Regions from separate parts of the Homo sapiens genome. Here all the other regions are linked to region 1. Evidence: chromatin contacts called from ENCODE Hi-C or POLR2A ChIA-PET data. All regions are on one chromosome and are shown on one strand. Each heading gives the region's core, a stretch centred on a gene start or an enhancer-like site at or near the end of the contact. The rest is flanking DNA. Distances are from core to core; before and after follow the strand shown.

Evidence for each region. A loop is a pair of places that touch in the nucleus more often than their neighbours do. ChIA-PET counts read pairs that join two places held with the same protein, here RNA polymerase II (POLR2A). Pooled maps may share reads with other maps.
Region 2: a loop to region 1 is called in a pooled map, with 2.2 times the contacts of the local background. The contact joins the promoter of NECTIN2 here to the promoter of TSEN34 in region 1. A Hi-C loop is called at or near these places in 1 of 50 pooled maps. POLR2A ChIA-PET finds 5 or more read pairs at or near these places in 2 of 52 experiments (Caco-2 and PC-9).
Region 3: a pooled map shows a loop between it and region 1 (11-fold over the local background). The contact joins the promoter of CLPTM1 here to the promoter of TSEN34 in region 1. A Hi-C loop is called at or near these places in 2 of 50 pooled maps. POLR2A ChIA-PET finds 5 or more read pairs at or near these places in 2 of 52 experiments (CD8-positive, alpha-beta memory T cell and activated CD8-positive, alpha-beta memory T cell).
Region 4: a loop to region 1 is called in a pooled map, with 6 times the contacts of the local background. The contact joins the promoter of CCDC61 here to the promoter of TSEN34 in region 1. A Hi-C loop is called at or near these places in 1 of 50 pooled maps. POLR2A ChIA-PET finds 5 or more read pairs at or near these places in 2 of 52 experiments (H1 and OCI-LY7).
Region 5: a pooled map shows a loop between it and region 1 (15-fold over the local background). The contact joins the promoter of SPHK2 here to the promoter of TSEN34 in region 1. A Hi-C loop is called at or near these places in 1 of 168 maps with a recorded cell type or tissue (sciatic nerve) and 2 of 50 pooled maps. POLR2A ChIA-PET finds 5 or more read pairs at or near these places in 1 of 52 experiments (B cell).

Annotation. Positions count from the first base shown.
Region 1 is chr19:54,190,043-54,193,135 of GRCh38, forward strand. It overlaps TSEN34 (tRNA splicing endonuclease subunit 34), which reads left to right and starts at 1,266. Exons shown (of 4, transcript NM_001077446.4): 1 at 1,266-1,565; 2 at 1,679-1,922; 3 at 2,074-2,331. The coding sequence starts at 1,323. RefSeq lists enhancers at 1-233, 2,202-2,718 and a silencer at 1,156-1,357.
Region 2 is chr19:44,844,835-44,847,927 of GRCh38, forward strand. It overlaps NECTIN2 (nectin cell adhesion molecule 2), which reads left to right and starts at 1,463. Exons shown (of 9, transcript NM_001042724.2): 1 at 1,463-1,779. The coding sequence starts at 1,692. RefSeq lists silencers at 1-226, 1,094-1,143, 1,224-1,303, 1,434-1,533.
Region 3 is chr19:44,953,926-44,957,018 of GRCh38, forward strand. It overlaps CLPTM1 (CLPTM1 regulator of GABA type A receptor forward trafficking), which reads left to right and starts at 1,455. Exons shown (of 14, transcript NM_001294.4): 1 at 1,455-1,542. The coding sequence starts at 1,471. RefSeq lists a silencer at 1,378-1,707.
Region 4 is chr19:45,994,009-45,997,101 of GRCh38, forward strand. It overlaps CCDC61 (coiled-coil domain containing 61), which reads left to right and starts at 1,459. Exons shown (of 14, transcript NM_001267723.2): 1 at 1,459-1,496. RefSeq lists enhancers at 817-1,006, 1,397-1,576.
Region 5 is chr19:48,618,254-48,621,346 of GRCh38, forward strand. It overlaps SPHK2 (sphingosine kinase 2), which reads left to right and starts at 1,253. Exons shown (of 7, transcript NM_020126.5): 1 at 1,253-1,290; 2 at 2,149-2,300. The coding sequence starts at 2,262. It overlaps RPL18 (ribosomal protein L18), which reads right to left and starts at 925. Exons shown (of 7, transcript NM_000979.4): 1 at 888-925. The coding sequence starts at 890. RefSeq lists enhancers at 1-396, 667-1,346, 1,507-1,596.

The DNA.
Region 1 (3,093 bases), core at 16-2,515:
GGGCGAAAGCGACTTGCCCTCAAAGGGGCGGAACCCCGAGGGCCGGCGTGCGCCTACGGGACCGGGCCAGGATGACGATCCTCAAGTTCCCAAGTAGAGGAGAGGAAGCGGCAGAGGGAGGTGCGCTCAGTGGGGCGGAGCCAAGGTGGCCCCCGCGGGAGGAGGGCGGGGCTTCGGTCCTGCGAGGGGCGGGACCTGACTTCCCGCGGCGCTGATGGGGCGGGATGACGAAGTTGACGAGGGTGTCGGCATGAGGGGGTGGAGCAAGGAGCGCGTGGCGCGGTGCGCAGTGGGTGGCTCCACCTCGACTGCGAATTACTGTTTATGAGGTGACTCGCTGGTTCTATCGGTGGACAGTGGGACATTCTGAAGGGAGGCAAGGAGGCGGACTGAGCGCTCCCAATTGGGGTGAGCCCGCCCGAGCGGAGAGTGGACGGCGGGTGTCCAGGGGGCGGGGCTTTCGGCTGTGGGGTTCGGTCGTAGGGCGGGAACTCCCCAACTGGGGTGCGCTGGCGCTCGGAGGGGGCGGGGCCACAGGCCGCGAGGCTGCCGGGAGCCGATGACGCCCGAACGCCGAACCTATTGCGTCCGGGAGGAGGCGGGGCTACGGATTCGGCCGAGCCGAGAACACCCGAACGTCAAATTGCTGGCGTTCGAGAAGGGGGCGGGGCTGCGGATTCGGTGGAGCCGAGGACGCCCGAACGCCGAACTTCCTGTGCTCGGGAGGGGGCAGGGTTTTGTACTGTGGGAGTCTGAGAGCGAGGAGGTCCGAAAGCCGAATCACAGTCGTTCGGAAAGAGGAGGAGCGAAGGCTCGAGCGTCCGGAAGAGGGTGTGGCCTCGGCGGTGCCTTAGCCTCCAGAGCTTCTGACCGCTGACGGGAACACCCGAAGGGGGACGCCCACTTTGCAAGAGGGTGGTGCCAAAATGGACCTTTGTAAGGGGGCGTGTCGCCGCGCTTGCGGAGGTTTGTTTTTCACGCTCCAAGGCGCAATGGTAGGTACGGCAGTGCGGGCACAGAGCGGGTGCCGACCGCAGGGTCACAAGGGTAGAGCGGGACCCTGGGGGCTTGGCGAGGGGAGAGGGTCGGGGGCTTGTCTCCGGCGTCTCGTCTCCGGCGGCCGCGAGGCCTGGTGGGATCGCCCGGGGGCGGGGCCTGGCGCTCGGGCCCAGCAGGTGGTGAACGGCGGCTGAGCGAGGCCCCGCCCCCTGAGGCCTAGGGGCGGGGCTTCGCCGAGACCCCGGAGGCTTTGGGTGCGCTGCAGCGGTCCGCGGCGCGCAGCTGTTTCGGTAACTGCTTTGCCTCCCGGCTCCCGCAGGAGGATGCTGGTGGTGGAGGTGGCGAACGGCCGCTCCCTGGTGTGGGGAGCCGAGGCGGTGCAGGCCCTCCGGGAGCGCCTGGGTGTGGGGGGCCGCACGGTAGGCGCCCTGCCCCGCGGGCCCCGCCAGAACTCGCGCCTGGGCCTCCCGCTGCTGCTGATGCCCGAAGAGGCGCGGCTCTTGGCCGAGATCGGCGCCGTGACTCTGGTCAGCGCCCCGCGTCCAGACTCTCGGCACCACAGCCTGGTAAGGGGGCGGGGCTCGAACTCGGGTTCGGTGGGAGCGGGACCTGGGAGTCAAGTTTCCTGGCTTCTGAAGGGACCATAAGCTTGGAGGTTCCAGCGAAGTGTGCTTCTCAGGCCCTGACATCCTTCAAGCGCCAGCAAGAGGAGAGCTTCCAGGAGCAGAGCGCCTTGGCAGCTGAGGCCCGGGAGACCCGTCGTCAGGAGCTCCTGGAGAAGATTACGGAGGGCCAGGCTGCTAAGAAGCAGAAACTAGAACAGGCTTCAGGGGCCAGCTCAAGCCAGGAGGCCGGCTCGAGCCAGGCTGCCAAAGAGGATGAGACCAGTGATGGCCAGGCTTCGGGAGAGCAGGAGGAAGCTGGTGAGCATGGGAGGTGGAGTCCAGGGACCACGGGAAGGAGAGGAGAGATCTTTTAGGAATTTTAGCTGGGAATCCAGTGCCTGGGTCTCCCTGAGGGTGAGAAGACTTTACCCCTTGAATTTACCAAACTCTTCTCTGTACTCCCCACCAGGCCCCTCGTCTTCCCAAGCAGGACCCTCAAATGGGGTAGCCCCCTTGCCCAGATCTGCTCTCCTTGTCCAGCTGGCCACTGCCAGGCCTCGACCGGTCAAGGCCAGGCCCCTGGACTGGCGTGTCCAGTCTAAAGACTGGCCCCACGCCGGCCGCCCTGCCCACGAGCTGCGCTACAGTATCTACAGAGACCTGTGGGAGCGAGGCTTCTTCCTCAGTGCGGCTGGCAAGTTCGGAGGTGACTTCCTGGTCTATCCTGGTGAGTATGGGTTGGGGCCTCTGGTTGCTGTGCCTTTCCATACGATCCCAATGTATTCTGCGTTTTTCTTTTTTTTTTTTTTTGTCTTAATAGAGGTGGGGTCTCTTGTTGCTTAGGCTGGTCCCTATTCCTGGGCTCAAGCAATCCTTCCACCTCGGCCCCCCAAAGTGCTGGAATTATAGGCCCAGCTGCATTTTTCTTTTTTGTCTCACTTTCTCTTAGCCTCTGAAATTCATAGACAGACAGGAAACATTTGGGAGCTCCCGAACTCATTGGGCAAGCAGTTTAACGACTTTTATTAAATGATTACTGTGATCCAGAAGATTCACTTAGAAGTAGTTAGACATCAGGCTGGGCGCAATGGCTCACGCCTGTAATCCCAACACTTTGGGAGGCCAAGACAGGTGGATCACCTGAGGTCAGGAGTTTGATACCAGTCTGGCCAACATGGTGAAACCCCATCTCTACTAAAAATACTAAAACTAACTGGGCGTGGTGGTGGGTGCCTGTATTTCCAGCTACTCGGGAGGCTGAAGCAGGAGAATCATGTGAACCCAGGGGGCAGAGGTTGTAGTGAGCCAAGATCGTGCCATTGCACTCCAGCCTGGGGGACAAGAGCGAGACTTTGTCTCAAAAAAAAAAAAAAAGCCTAGAAGTGGAATAGTTGTGTCCAAGAGCATCTGTTTTAGAGTATCTATAGTGATGGCTGAAATGATCTCAGATCTCCTCCCAGTGGTCGTTCCCGTGGCGTCCAGCCGTCTG
Region 2 (3,093 bases), core at 213-2,712, 9.3 Mb before region 1:
TGGGACAAGGACGCGGGGAGTGACCAGGTCCGGAGGCCGGACTGGAGCCCAGCCCCACCCAGCCCGGCCGGGCCAGCGCAGCGCGGGGGCCGGTCTCTGCTGCCCCCTGGCGGGTGGCTGCGGTGAGAAGGCGGCGCGGAGCAGGTGTTGGGAGGGGAGGACCAGGGCGCGCAGGGAGGTAGGGAGGGAAGGAAGCAGAGAACAGAGCAGGGACAGAGAGACAGCGAGAGAGACTCGCACGCAGAGACAAGAGACGCCGAGAGGGAGACACAGAGAAAGAGACAGGGACAGAGAGACACAGATAGAGACAGAGAGAGACACACGGAGAGACAGAGACAGAGAAGCACAGAGATAGAGAGGCACAGAGATAGAGACAGAGAAACACAGAGACAGAGAGGCACACAGAGACAGAGAGGCACAGAGACAGGCCGATAGAGACAGAGATACACAGAAATAGAGACAGAGACAGAGAGGCACACAGATAGAGACAGAGAGACACAGAGACAGAGTCAAAGGATGGAAAGAGACATGGGGACCAAGTGACCCAGAAACAGTGACAGACAGGCCGGGCTTGGTGGCTCACGCCTGTAATCCCAGCATCTTGGGAGGCCGAGCCGGGAGGATCGCTTGAGGCCAGCCTCAGCAACATAGTGAGACCCCGCCGCCCCCCCGCCCCGTCTCTTTTATTGAAATAAAGAAACAGTGACTGACAAAGGAAGACCAGAAACAGAGCGACACCGAAGCATGAGGACGGAAAGACCCAGAGAGGCAGAAATACAGGGACAGAGAGGAAGACCCAAAGAGAGTGAGAGAGACACAAAGACACGTAAGAGAGACAGAGAAATCCAGAAAGAAACGAGTGCAGCGACACCTAGAGTTCGGGGCAGAGATTAGAAACGCACGAGGGTACGAGAAACAGGCTCAGGGCGATGGGCTCGACCTGCGGGGAGGTCGCACAACCGGGACGTGCTGGGGGCAGAACCGTAAAGCCCCACGTGCCTCAGGCAACTGTGATGAGAGGACCCGGGCAGGCAGGAAAGGGCAGGATTCGAACTGTGGGTGGGACAGAGGCCAGGACGGACTGAGCTAAGAGACCGAGAGAACTCCGGCTAGGGCGAGGGGCGGGGCTGGTGGAGGCGGGGCTGGTGGGGGCGGAGTCGGCCGGAAGGGCCGAAAGGGGCGTGGCAAGACCTTGGCGAGGCGGCCGGTAGGCAGGGGGCGGGGCGTGGGAACTACTCGGGAGCAGAGGGGGCGTGGCTAGACCTTAGGGGGCGTGGTTTAACGCCGGGAGCGAAGGAGACAGAATTCTTTGGCAGGGGCGACCTTAGAATCCTGGGGAGGAGCGAGAATGGAATCCCGGGGAGGAACAGGGGTGGAATCCGGGGGGCGGGGTCAGAACGCCAGGAGGGGGCGGGGCCGGAGCCAGGGTCGGCTTGACTCGGGGGAGCAGCGGGTGGATCCTGTGACGTCAGCGGGTTCGAACCGCCGGAGCTGAGCGAGAGGCCGGGGGTGCCGAGCCGGGCGGGGAGAGCTGGGCCGGGAGAGCAGAACAGGGAGGCTAGAGCGCAGCGGGAACCGGCCCGGAGCCGGAGCCGGAGCCCCACAGGCACCTACTAAACCGCCCAGCCGATCGGCCCCCACAGAGTGGCCCGCGGGCCTCCGGCCGGGCCCAGTCCCCTCCCGGGCCCTCCATGGCCCGGGCCGCTGCCCTCCTGCCGTCGAGATCGCCGCCGACGCCGCTGCTGTGGCCGCTGCTGCTGCTGCTGCTCCTGGAAACCGGTGAGACGAGCGGACGGCCCCCTGCCCTCGCGCGGACCCCCTCCAACCTTACCTTCCGAGCTGGGGAAGCCGAGCACCTTCCCCGCCCACCCCCGGCTCCCCGAGCCCCCTCTCGCGTGCCCCCTTCCTGGCTGGCCCCACAGACTCCGACCCCCTACACGTCCGATTCTCTCGAGGAGACTCTGACCCCTCCTTTCTGCATCTCTCTCACCACCACCCCCATCCTTCTTAATCCAATTGCCCATCCTACGCCTGCTTGTCTGTCCCCCTCCCCATTTCTCGGATTCCCGCGCCGAAAGGGTTAAATCCCAGGAAGGCCTGGTGCCCCCTCCCCACCCCGCGCCGAGTAGTTCACCCGGATCTGGGTCTCTGTCTCCTCTACCCCTCTCAGGAATGTGGGGAATGTTCCCCCCACCTACCGCAGTAAGGTCTCGAGGAAGAGGCGAGACCACCTCCCTCCCCTATTTTTCCTTCTTCCCGGCTTGGGCGTCTGAGGCCCGGAGAGAACTGAGGACAAGCGGACCTGATTCGGGTCCCTTGGAGGGCTAAGGATAAGAGTTCTGGCGACTTAGGGGGAAGGGCCTGAGCTCGGAGCTCCAACCCCGAACCTCAGGGAGTTGGGGGTTCTGACTCCGTGGACTCCAGAAAAATTAGGGGCCGGGGGCTCCGTCTTCAGGGTCCCTGGTAGAATGGAGGCTAGGCGCTAAGTCTAACTGGGATCTAGGTAAAACTGGGGGCGAGAGAGGATCAAACTTGTAGCTTCTGGATTTAATTGTGGGCAGGGGGCTTCGTTTTCAGGGTTCCCGGCAGAACCGGGGGACAGGAGACTCGATCTCGTGGGCTTCAGACTTAATTGTAGGCAGAGGAACGTCTTCTGAGATCCAAACAGAAGTGCGAGCAGCGGGCCCCGTCTCTTGGGCTCCAGATATGATCAAGGGTCGAAGGCTCTGTCTTGAGGCTGGAGTCTCAGTCGCCTGAGTCCCAGATAGAACGGGAGGCCCCGAGTCCCAGAGGCTGGGAGACTCCTCCCTTTCCCTATGAATGGTCGGGGGCGACGGAGACGTCGCCGGGGAAGTTTTCCTGGTTTCACTCTCGCCGAGCCAGGGAGGGGCGGGGCGGGCGCTCCTGGCTCCGGGTTCCGGACTCCCCGGTTTCGGGACCTTATCTATCCTCTGGTAGCGCCTTTGTCCTCAGAGCCATAGCAGGAGGTGGACGAGTGGAGCCGCCGCCCTTATCCCCCGTCCCTCCCATTGCTATGCCTTGGACCCCCTGGCGTCCTTCCATCCACCCCACTAGGGGAGGAGAGCGGCCCCC
Region 3 (3,093 bases), core at 205-2,704, 9.2 Mb before region 1:
TCACAGCGCTCCAAATATTGACCACTTAAGCATGAGGCCCAGGGCCTGATGTTTTCCATTCGCCATCTAACTACGTCTTCCCAATAACACAGCGGGGCAAAACGGGAAGACGAAGAACGAGTACGATTATATCCCTGGTTTATAAAAGGGGAGAAACTGAGGCTCAAACATAGATGTCACTTGTCACCAGCCTGGCCAACACGGTGAAACTCCGTCTCTACTTACAAAAAAAAAAAAAAAATGGGAGGCTGACGCAGGAGAATTGCTTGAATCCGGGAGGCAGAGGTTGCAGTGAGCCGAGATCGCGCCACTGCACTCCAGCCTGGGTGACAGAGCGAGACTCCGTCTCAAAAAAAAAAAAAAAATTAGCCAGGAGTGGTGGCGTGCTCCTGTAATCCCAGCTACTCGGGAGGCCGAGGATGCAGTGAGCCGAGGTTGCAGTGAGCCGAGATCGCGCCATTGCACTCCAGCCTGGGGGAGAGTGAGGCTCCGTCTAAAAAAGAAAAAAAAAGAGAGAGAGAGACGTCACTTGTCCAGGATATCTTATCCAGTCAGTAGCACCACAAGGGTTAGAACCCTGGCCAGACATCCACCCAATTTCACGGGTGAACAGTTAACAGCCTCTGAGAGTCTTGTCCTCTCTGGGCCTCCGTAACACCCTCTCCAAACTAAGGGTCTCTCAGCAGATGGCCGGGTTTAGAGCTGTACGAAGACACACAGCTAATGAAAAATTGTGGAATTCTCAGAGCCCGTGAAGCCTAGCCCACGGATGCGAGGTTTGGACCACTGAGGGAACGCGCATGCGTGCTAGGCAGGGCAGTCCGAAGGCTTGGGGGTGTATCATAGGGTCTCATCGGAGGTTTGTTGGCCGTAAGACCCCTGGAATTGGAACTCTAAAAACACAGAAAGGATATGAGCTCAGGAGACTTGAACGAAAGAGTTGTCTTAGGAAGAGGGGTCAGAAGACAAGGGTGCTGGGCAAAAGGCTAGTTCTTCGAATCAGAATACGGTGGCCAGAAAGGTTCCTCTGACGAAAGAGGGGCGTGGTTCGAAGCCGTACAGTGGCCGGTAAAGCTCAAGAAACATGGAACGAAAAGGACGCGAAGAATCGGCAGGGAGAAGCGGACAGGATGTCCCGAAAGGCTCATATAACCGAAAAGGCGGGTTAATGTGAAGGGACGGAAGGGACAGAACTTGCGGGAGGCACATGCTGGCCGAGAAAGTCCTGGAGTTCGGAGCATACAGTGTTTTTATTAGGTGGAAACAAACGGGCTGGGAGAAAGACGAGTACGGTGGCCAGGTTGGTCCTTCCATAGCCGGAAGTGGCCTTCCTGAGAGGCGTGGCTGCGGCACTCTTGCCGGATAGGGTGGCCCGGCGGGGCTAGGAAAGCGTGAAATCTCGCGCGATTGCGCTGCGAAGTCGGGGACGGGGCGGGGCTGGCGGCGGGGGCGGGGACCCGGAGCGGGAAGATGGCGGCGGCGCAGGAGGCGGACGGGGCCCGCAGCGCCGTGGTGGCGGCCGGGGGAGGCAGCTCCGGTCAGGTACGGAGGCCGAGAGGGGACTGAGGGGGTTCTTCCCCAGCCGGGGGGCCTCCCACGGGGCGTGTCCTACCTCTTGTCACGGAATCCCGTGCACTGGGGGCTCCTTGGCCAGAGGGACCTTGAATACCCGGCCCAGGCAGGGCCGGACCGCCCGGGAGGCCGGACGGTGCCGGGAACAGGGCCCTGTTGCGGGTCGGTTCCCCTGCACGCTCGAGCCGGGCGGCCACCAGGCTCATTGCTCGATCCGGGGAGACAGTGGCTCGGAGGGGCGCAGGCTTGTACCTTGGCGCGCTGGGTTCTCAACTCCGCGATTCCATGCTCTGAGGCCGTTCCTAGAGTGGTCTGGCGTTCAGGTCTCGTTGTAGTGTTTGAGGTGTGCGCAGTGATTAATTGGGAGTTTTCTAGCTGTGGGGAAGTCAGTATTAGCAGGGCACGGCCGACAGACCCATTTTACAGACGGGAATTCAAGGAACAGTGAGACTAAGGCGCTTCTAGAAGGTCATCCTGGTTAGGTTTGTAACTTTATGTAGAAGTTACAAGACACTGCTGACACAGGGACTGGTATGGTTGTGGTTTTAATGTAAAATAGTTCTATGGGTTAATTAGTCCTGGTGCGGATGACTTCTGCCCCACTGCTGTCTTAACACACTGCAGAGCATACCATTTCAGGCAGCTACCGTTCAGGCATTTGGGGAATAGATGGAGAGACATGAAGGTGCTGTCGACCCACCCACTGGGATGTCACTGACATGTGGGAGGCAGCTCAGGGGAAAGGAGTGCGGGTTGAGAGGGGAGAATGAAGCTGACTCTCTGTGTGACCTTGGGCAAGTTCCTTTCCCTCTTTAGGCCTTTATCTCTCCCGTGTTAAATGCAGAGGTTGGACAGGAGGGCCAGCCATATCCCTGCTGTCAGGGGACGAAGAGAGGAGACTGACATGTAAACAGTTGTAATCCTGAATGATTAGGTTGGTGACAAAAGTCTGTGTCAGGGACTGGGGGAGCCCAGAGAAAGAGCAAGTGGTATCACTTGGGTAGGACACATGGATGAAATTTGTGTGATAGAGCCCACTGTATCTGCTCTGAATCTTTTCAGCATTCTCAGCCAGGGCCTGGCTTCAGGGACAGCTTAGGAAATGTTTGTTGAGTTAGTGCTGGAATGAAGGCTCAGTTCCTGTCTTCAAGGGTTTCCCAGTCTTGCTGAAAGGAGGTCGTTTCCCCTCTGGGTTTCTGTTGATTATTGGGTTGATGGTGGCTTGAGAGACCAGGGCCCAGGTTGTTCTCATTGCCCTGAGCTTCCAGATGGCACTCTGATCTTCTCTTGTACCAACTCTGCTTAAAAACAATCAAGAGTTACCCCTTTGCCTTTAGGACAAAGTACAAATTCTTTAATAAATCACAGTCTTGCACGATCCGACACTTTTCTTCAGACTAGACTAGGATTTCTCGAGCTCGGCACTATCAACATTTTGAATTGGATAATGCTTTGTTTGGGGGGCTGCCCTGTGCATTTTAGGATGTTTAGCAGCATCCGTGGCCTCTACGCACTAGATGT
Region 4 (3,093 bases), core at 209-2,708, 8.2 Mb before region 1:
TCAGCAAACAAAGAAACCAACAAACAAAAAATTGAAAGTATTGAGCCAGAAGTTAGTCTGTGGAAACATTTTCCAAAACATAGTTAACATGTGAATGAAACTTTATGAAAGTTTTTCTTTTTTTTTTTTTGGAGGTGGCATCTCACTCTGTTGCCCAGGCTGGCGTGCAGTGGCACGATCTTGGCTCACTGCAACCTCCGCCTCCCGAGTTCAAGTGATTCTCCTGCCTCAGCCTCCTGAGTAGCTGGGATTACAGGCGTCCGCTACTGCGCCCAGCTAATTTTTTATATTTTTAGTAGAGACAGGGTTTCACCAGGTGGTTCAGGCTGGTCTCGAACTCCTGACCTCGTGATTCCCAAAGTGCTGGGATTACAGGTGTGAGCCACCGCGCCTGGCCAGAAGTTTTTCTAGATTTCCAAAAGACTTCAATAACATCACCAATACTGATTTGTGAAGCTGAAACTTGTTCTAAATTATAATGAATTTTTAAAAAGTTCCATCAACCACGCTAGAGGAAAGATAACTTACTTTTCTCTTTGTAGACAAGGATATTGTGAAACATGCAGCTGAAAAAGTAGGAAACATCACAGAGGTGTGTCAGGCAGAAAATTAATAAAAACATTACGTTATCCTTTGGGATTTTGCAATGTTTGTGGTATTTGGCTCTTTTAAATATGTAATTTGTTATTATTTCATATTCTAAGTAAACTTTCATGTCAGTTTTTTTTTTTCTTTAAACTTTATTTTCCTTTCTTAAAGAGGTCCCTCCTCCCCCATCCCCGCGCTCAATTCCTTTAGCTGGATCCTTCCAGTTCATGACTGATCGGTTTAAAATATGGGTCGTTCAAAAGCCGTGTGAACCCGGGCTAGTGGCTATACCTCTCTGAGACTGTTTTCTTAGTGGTAAAATGGAAATCATAATAACTTTGCAGGGCTGTTATAAAGTTTAAATAAGCCAAGTCCTGCAAAATGCTTAGTGCAGGTTTGGAATGCACCAAGCGATGACAAATCTCAACCTGTCTTTATGCTGAGACCACTCCCCAGTTTCCGGAGCCGCGGCCACTATCTCCCCATGCGCATGCACACCCGGCTCTCCCTTCCAGGCCCTCCCCACCACGTGGGCGCGGCCTACCCTCCCGCAGGGGGTAATAGGTGGAGTCAAGGGGCTACTTCCGGGATTCTTTCCCTTCCACTCTGGGGAACAACCTTTTTGTATGACTGGCAGCATTATTAGCCAGTAGTGATTAGAGAAGAGCCCGACGTTAGGTGCCTCCCCCAACCCATTTGGGACAGCCTCTTCTTAGTTAGCCAATTGGAAGTTTTGGAGGGCGGGTTCTCCTCTGGGGGAGGGACAGAGTGATGGGCGTCTCTTTTGGCTAATGGAAACTTGGCTGCTGGTAAGCTGTGACCAATCAGAAGCGAGAACGCCGGATCCTGGGGCGGGGCTGGAGCTTCGTCAGTTGAACCGCTCGCGAGGAGGGTTGCTAGTGGAGAAGGTGAGAGGCCGCGGGAGTGGCGGTTGCGCGGGCCGTGGTGGAGGTCTTAGGTGGAGGGGAAGGGGCTTCTCTCGGGGGAGAGTGGGCTGCGGTGGGCAGCTGACCTGGCCTTGTAGGAATCGGGAGGGAGGGTGCCCTTTAACAAGGGTAGGCGCTTGATTGAGGGGTTGTGAGGCTGAGCGCAGCATGTGAGTTGGGGGTGATCTGTATATCGCAGGAGGGTCTTCAATGGGGAAAGTTGTAAAGCAGGAGACAGCAGATGGTAAAATATAGAGACGTCCTTGGAATGCAGCGTGGCGATTTAGTAGGAGGTTTTAAGGCAGAGGGTTATTACAGCGCACTATGCTTTACAAGCTTTGATTTGGGTGAAAGTCGTGGGAAGAAGCAATATTGAGGAAGGGAGGGAAGGAGACCTCCAGGGATGAGCATGTACTTTAAAGAGATGTGAAGCCCTATTATGCCTGTGGCGTTTGCTATGTGCTGTGCACCTGCCAAGTGTTTTAGGTGAATTAACTCTTAAACTTACTCTACTGATGGTTAAGAATGTGGGCTCTGGCGTCGGGTTGAATCCCGAATTTGAATCCTGGCTCTGCCACTGATCATTACTGTGGCTTTGGGCCAGTTGTTTAACCCTTCTGTGCCTCAGCTTCATCATCAGTAGAATGACATCATCTCTGTCTATACCATTGGCTAGCTTCACCCTCTTTATCTAATGAGAACTCCCACGTGTGTATTTCCAGCCTGGATCTCTGCCCTGAACTCCAGACTCATATCATGGCCGACTCTTCTCTCTTTGGAAGTTCATCTGACATTCAGACATAAACTTGTCCCAAACCAATCTTGCGATTTCTTCCTTTCAACCTCCAAACCCAGTTGATGGGACATTCATCCTGCCAGGTACTAAGATCAAGAAGCTTGGAGTGTTCTTTTTTTTTTTTTTTTGAGACAGAGTTTCGCTCTTGTAGCCCAGGCTGGAGTGCAATGGCGCGATCTTGGCTCACTGAAACCTCCACTTCCCAGATTCAAGGGAATTACAGGCGCCCGCCACCACACCCAGCTAATTGTTTGTATTTTTAGTAGAGAAGGGGTTTCACTATGTTGGCCAGGTTGGTCTTGAACTCGTGACCTCAGGTGATCCACCCGCCTCAGCCTCCCAAAGTGTTGGGATTACAGGCGTGAGCCACCGTGCCTGGCTAGCTTGGAGTCTTCTTCACTTCTCCCTTTTGTCTTACTTATATATGGTCTAGCAGATCGCATTAGCTCTGTCTTCAAAACACATCCAGAATCCAACCATGCCTCACCAGCTCCTTTGCTACCACTCTGGCCTCAGTTTGTCTCCTGCTCTTACCTGGTTTGTTGCAGTGGCCTTCCAGGTGGGCTCTCTGCCTCTCACTGTTAGGGGGATACTAGTAGAACAGAAGTCAGGTCAGGTTGTTTCTCCTTTCAAACCCTCTCCTGGCTCCCACATTACACTGCAAAAGTCTTCACCATATCCACGAGGCCCCAACCTATTGGGTTCCTCCTCCTCCCTCCCCTCAACTCCCATCACTTCTCTCATTCCCCTGGCTCACTCTGCTGCAGCCACCCTGGCCTCCCC
Region 5 (3,093 bases), core at 3-2,502, 5.6 Mb before region 1:
ACCTAGCAATACTACTAGAACCACCTCTCCTACAGCATCAGTCAATCCAACAACCCTTACCAAATAGTGTCTTTTTAAAACATCGTTTTTAAAGTGGAGACAGGGTCTCACAATATTGGCCAGGCTGGTCTTGATCTCCTGGGCAAGGAATCCTCCCGCCTCGGCCTCCCAAAGTGCTAGGATAACAAGCGTGAGCCGCCTCGCCAGGCTCCTACCGCCCTGCTGCCTTTCTGAGCAACTTAAGTTTTTCAGACTGTGTTGACAATTACAAGAACTATTTAATAGCTCCACTTATGCAGCACTTACTGTGTGCAAAACCCCGTGATGAGCATCTCCTGTGAATTATTTCTTCCCAAATTCACAAACTTGTCAGATGAGATTACTGTGTACCCAACGAACAGCCAGACACTGGGGCAAAGGCTCAAAAACCATCACAAGGTGGGAAGGGGCCTGAGACTCAGAGACCTGCCTGGTCCCCAAATCCAGTTATTCGGCTCTCGATCCTCTCACCCGCCGCGGCCCCCATCGAACCCGACTTTTCATACTAGAAAGTGACAGGTCCAGATAAAGGCAGCAAAGCCAAATAACTAAGAGTGGCTGCGGGTCCAGCCACCTGGGTCGGAATCCTGGCTCTGCCACTTCCTGGCTTTGTAAACCCAGTCATATCAGCCTCCGAGTACCTCCACTTGGTCATCTACTAAGTGGGGGCGGTAGGCTATGACTGACCCATCCCTGCTTTCCTGGCCCCCAGAGTAGGTCCCCAGTATCGGGAATTGCTCCCTCCGGGCAGCCGCAGACCCCCTGCCGCCCTCCAGCGTGCCCCTAGCCCAAAACCACGGCGGATGGCAGCGGATTATCCAGCCCCGAACGCCGCAAAGCGAGCTCACCATGATGGCGCCTCCTGCTCGGCCAGGTCCGGAAAGAGAGAACGGGCTGGGGTGGGCGGGGAAAGCCTCAAGCGAGTGGCGCCGCCGTGACGTCACATGGGTGCGACGCGGCGCTCTACCACGATCCGGACTTCTCTGTGGTGAGTTGGACGACTGACTAGCCGGGCGATAACGGCAGAGAGCATAGAGCGCAGGAACAAGCGCAACGTCCAAGAGGGAAGGGCCAGCACGTCGGGGGCCTCTCTGGCCCTACCCAGGCCGTGTTCTCGATAGCTTTCCGGAAGAAAGGGATCTGGGAGCGAGATGCGTGTAGCTAGCACGATGCGTCGCGCGGTGACGCTCTGGCCCGACGCCGACGGCCTCTCAGTGGCTCCCGGAGGACCCGGCGGGCCCAGTGTTGGAGGTGAGGAGGCGGGGCTGGCAGGGCTAGTCGGGGCATCTGGAAATTTCCGACCCCACGCTTCGGGCGTTTCCTTATCAGGTTCACCGCTCCCTGATCTCGCGCTGCACTTCGTAGGCGCAGCCGCTGCTTGGGAAGTCCTACTTAAGGTCTAACCCGAGATGATCTTGCTGCACCTCAATCTATAGCATCCTGTATTCCCATCCTTTGAGTTCCGCTTCTCCTTCTCCCCCGGCCCCTAGATGGCCCTTCCCTGACCTAGAAAGAGGGAGACAGAGTTTCATAGGGGAGGCAAAATGGAGACTCCGTGGCTTGGGGGTGGGGGGAATGGAGGCCCAAAGGGTAGGAAGGAGACCTAGAAAGAGGGGTGAGATGGAGACCCAGGGAGAAGTAGTGGCAAAGAAAGATGGTGAGATGGGGCCTTGCAAGGCTATAACCAAATTCAAATCCTGGCTCTGCTAGTTACTAATGGGGTGATTGGGCAAGTCATTTAACCTCTCTGTGATCTTGGGAAAATCACTTAACTTCTTTGGGCCTTACTCTCCTTATGGACAAAAAGGGGATGACAACAGGCCTGGCACACAGGGGTGTTTTTCAGGATTATGAAAGTTAATAAAACTGCTGAGGTCAATATTTTGCACATAATAAGTGCTCAATAAAAATTAGCCTTCACTCCTATTATAGCATACATATTGTGTGCAACCAGATGGACTGGCTGGGGCAGTGATTAAAATGACTTATCTACTCTTCCCCCCACCCGCCAGGGAGGCCCCTGCCTCTTGGTTCTCAGGCACATTGAGCCTGGAAGGGCCTCCTGCAGTTGGCTGTCAATGCTGCTCCTCACTTACCTCTCCTCCACAGAGCTGAAGGTCAGGCCAGGACAGTGAGACCTGACTCCTTGCTCCTACCAGCCTACTATGGCTTAAGACCCAGGGCCAGGGTCCCGTTGATGTAACAGAGCAGAGGACCAGCAGATGAATGGACACCTTGAAGCAGAGGAGCAGCAGGACCAGGTAAGGGACCATCTAAAAGCCAAGATCCTCATACTGTGGAAAGACAAAATCTGAAGCTTTTCTTTAAAAAAAAAAAAAAAAAATTGGAGGCCAGGCGTGGTAGCTCAAGCTTGTAATCCCAGCACTCTGGGAGGCCAAGGCCTGCGGATCACCTGAGGCCAGGAGTTCGAGATCAGCCTGGCCAACATGGTGAAACCCCATCTCTACTAAAAATACAAAAATTAGCCAGGCATGGTGATGCGCACCTGTAATCCCAGCTACTCGGGAGACTGAGGCAGGAGAATCATTTGAACCCGGGAGGCAGAGGTTGCAGTGAGCCGAGATCGCGCTGCACTCCAGCCTGGGTGACAGAGTGAGACTCCGTCTCAAAAAAAAAAAAGAAAAAACAGGGTCTCACTCTTGCCCAGGCTGGAAAGCAGTGGCACAATCACAGCCTACTGCAGCTGCAACCTCCTGGGCTAAAGTGATCTTCCCACCTCAGCTTCCCAAGTAGCCTCCACCATGGCTGGCTAATTTTTTTATTTTTATTTATTTATTTATTTTGAGGTGGAGTTTCGCTCTTGTTGCCCAGGCTGGAGTGCAATGGCACGATCTTGGCTCACTGCAACCTCCGCCTCCCGGGTTCAAGCAGTTCTCCTGCCTCAACCTCCCAAGTAGCTGGGATTACAGGCATGCGCCACCACACCCAGCTACTTTTGTATTTTTCATAGAGATGAGGTTTCTCCATGTTGGTCAGGCTGGTCTCAAACTCCCGACCTCAGGTGATACGCCGGCCTCGGCCTCCCAAAGTGCT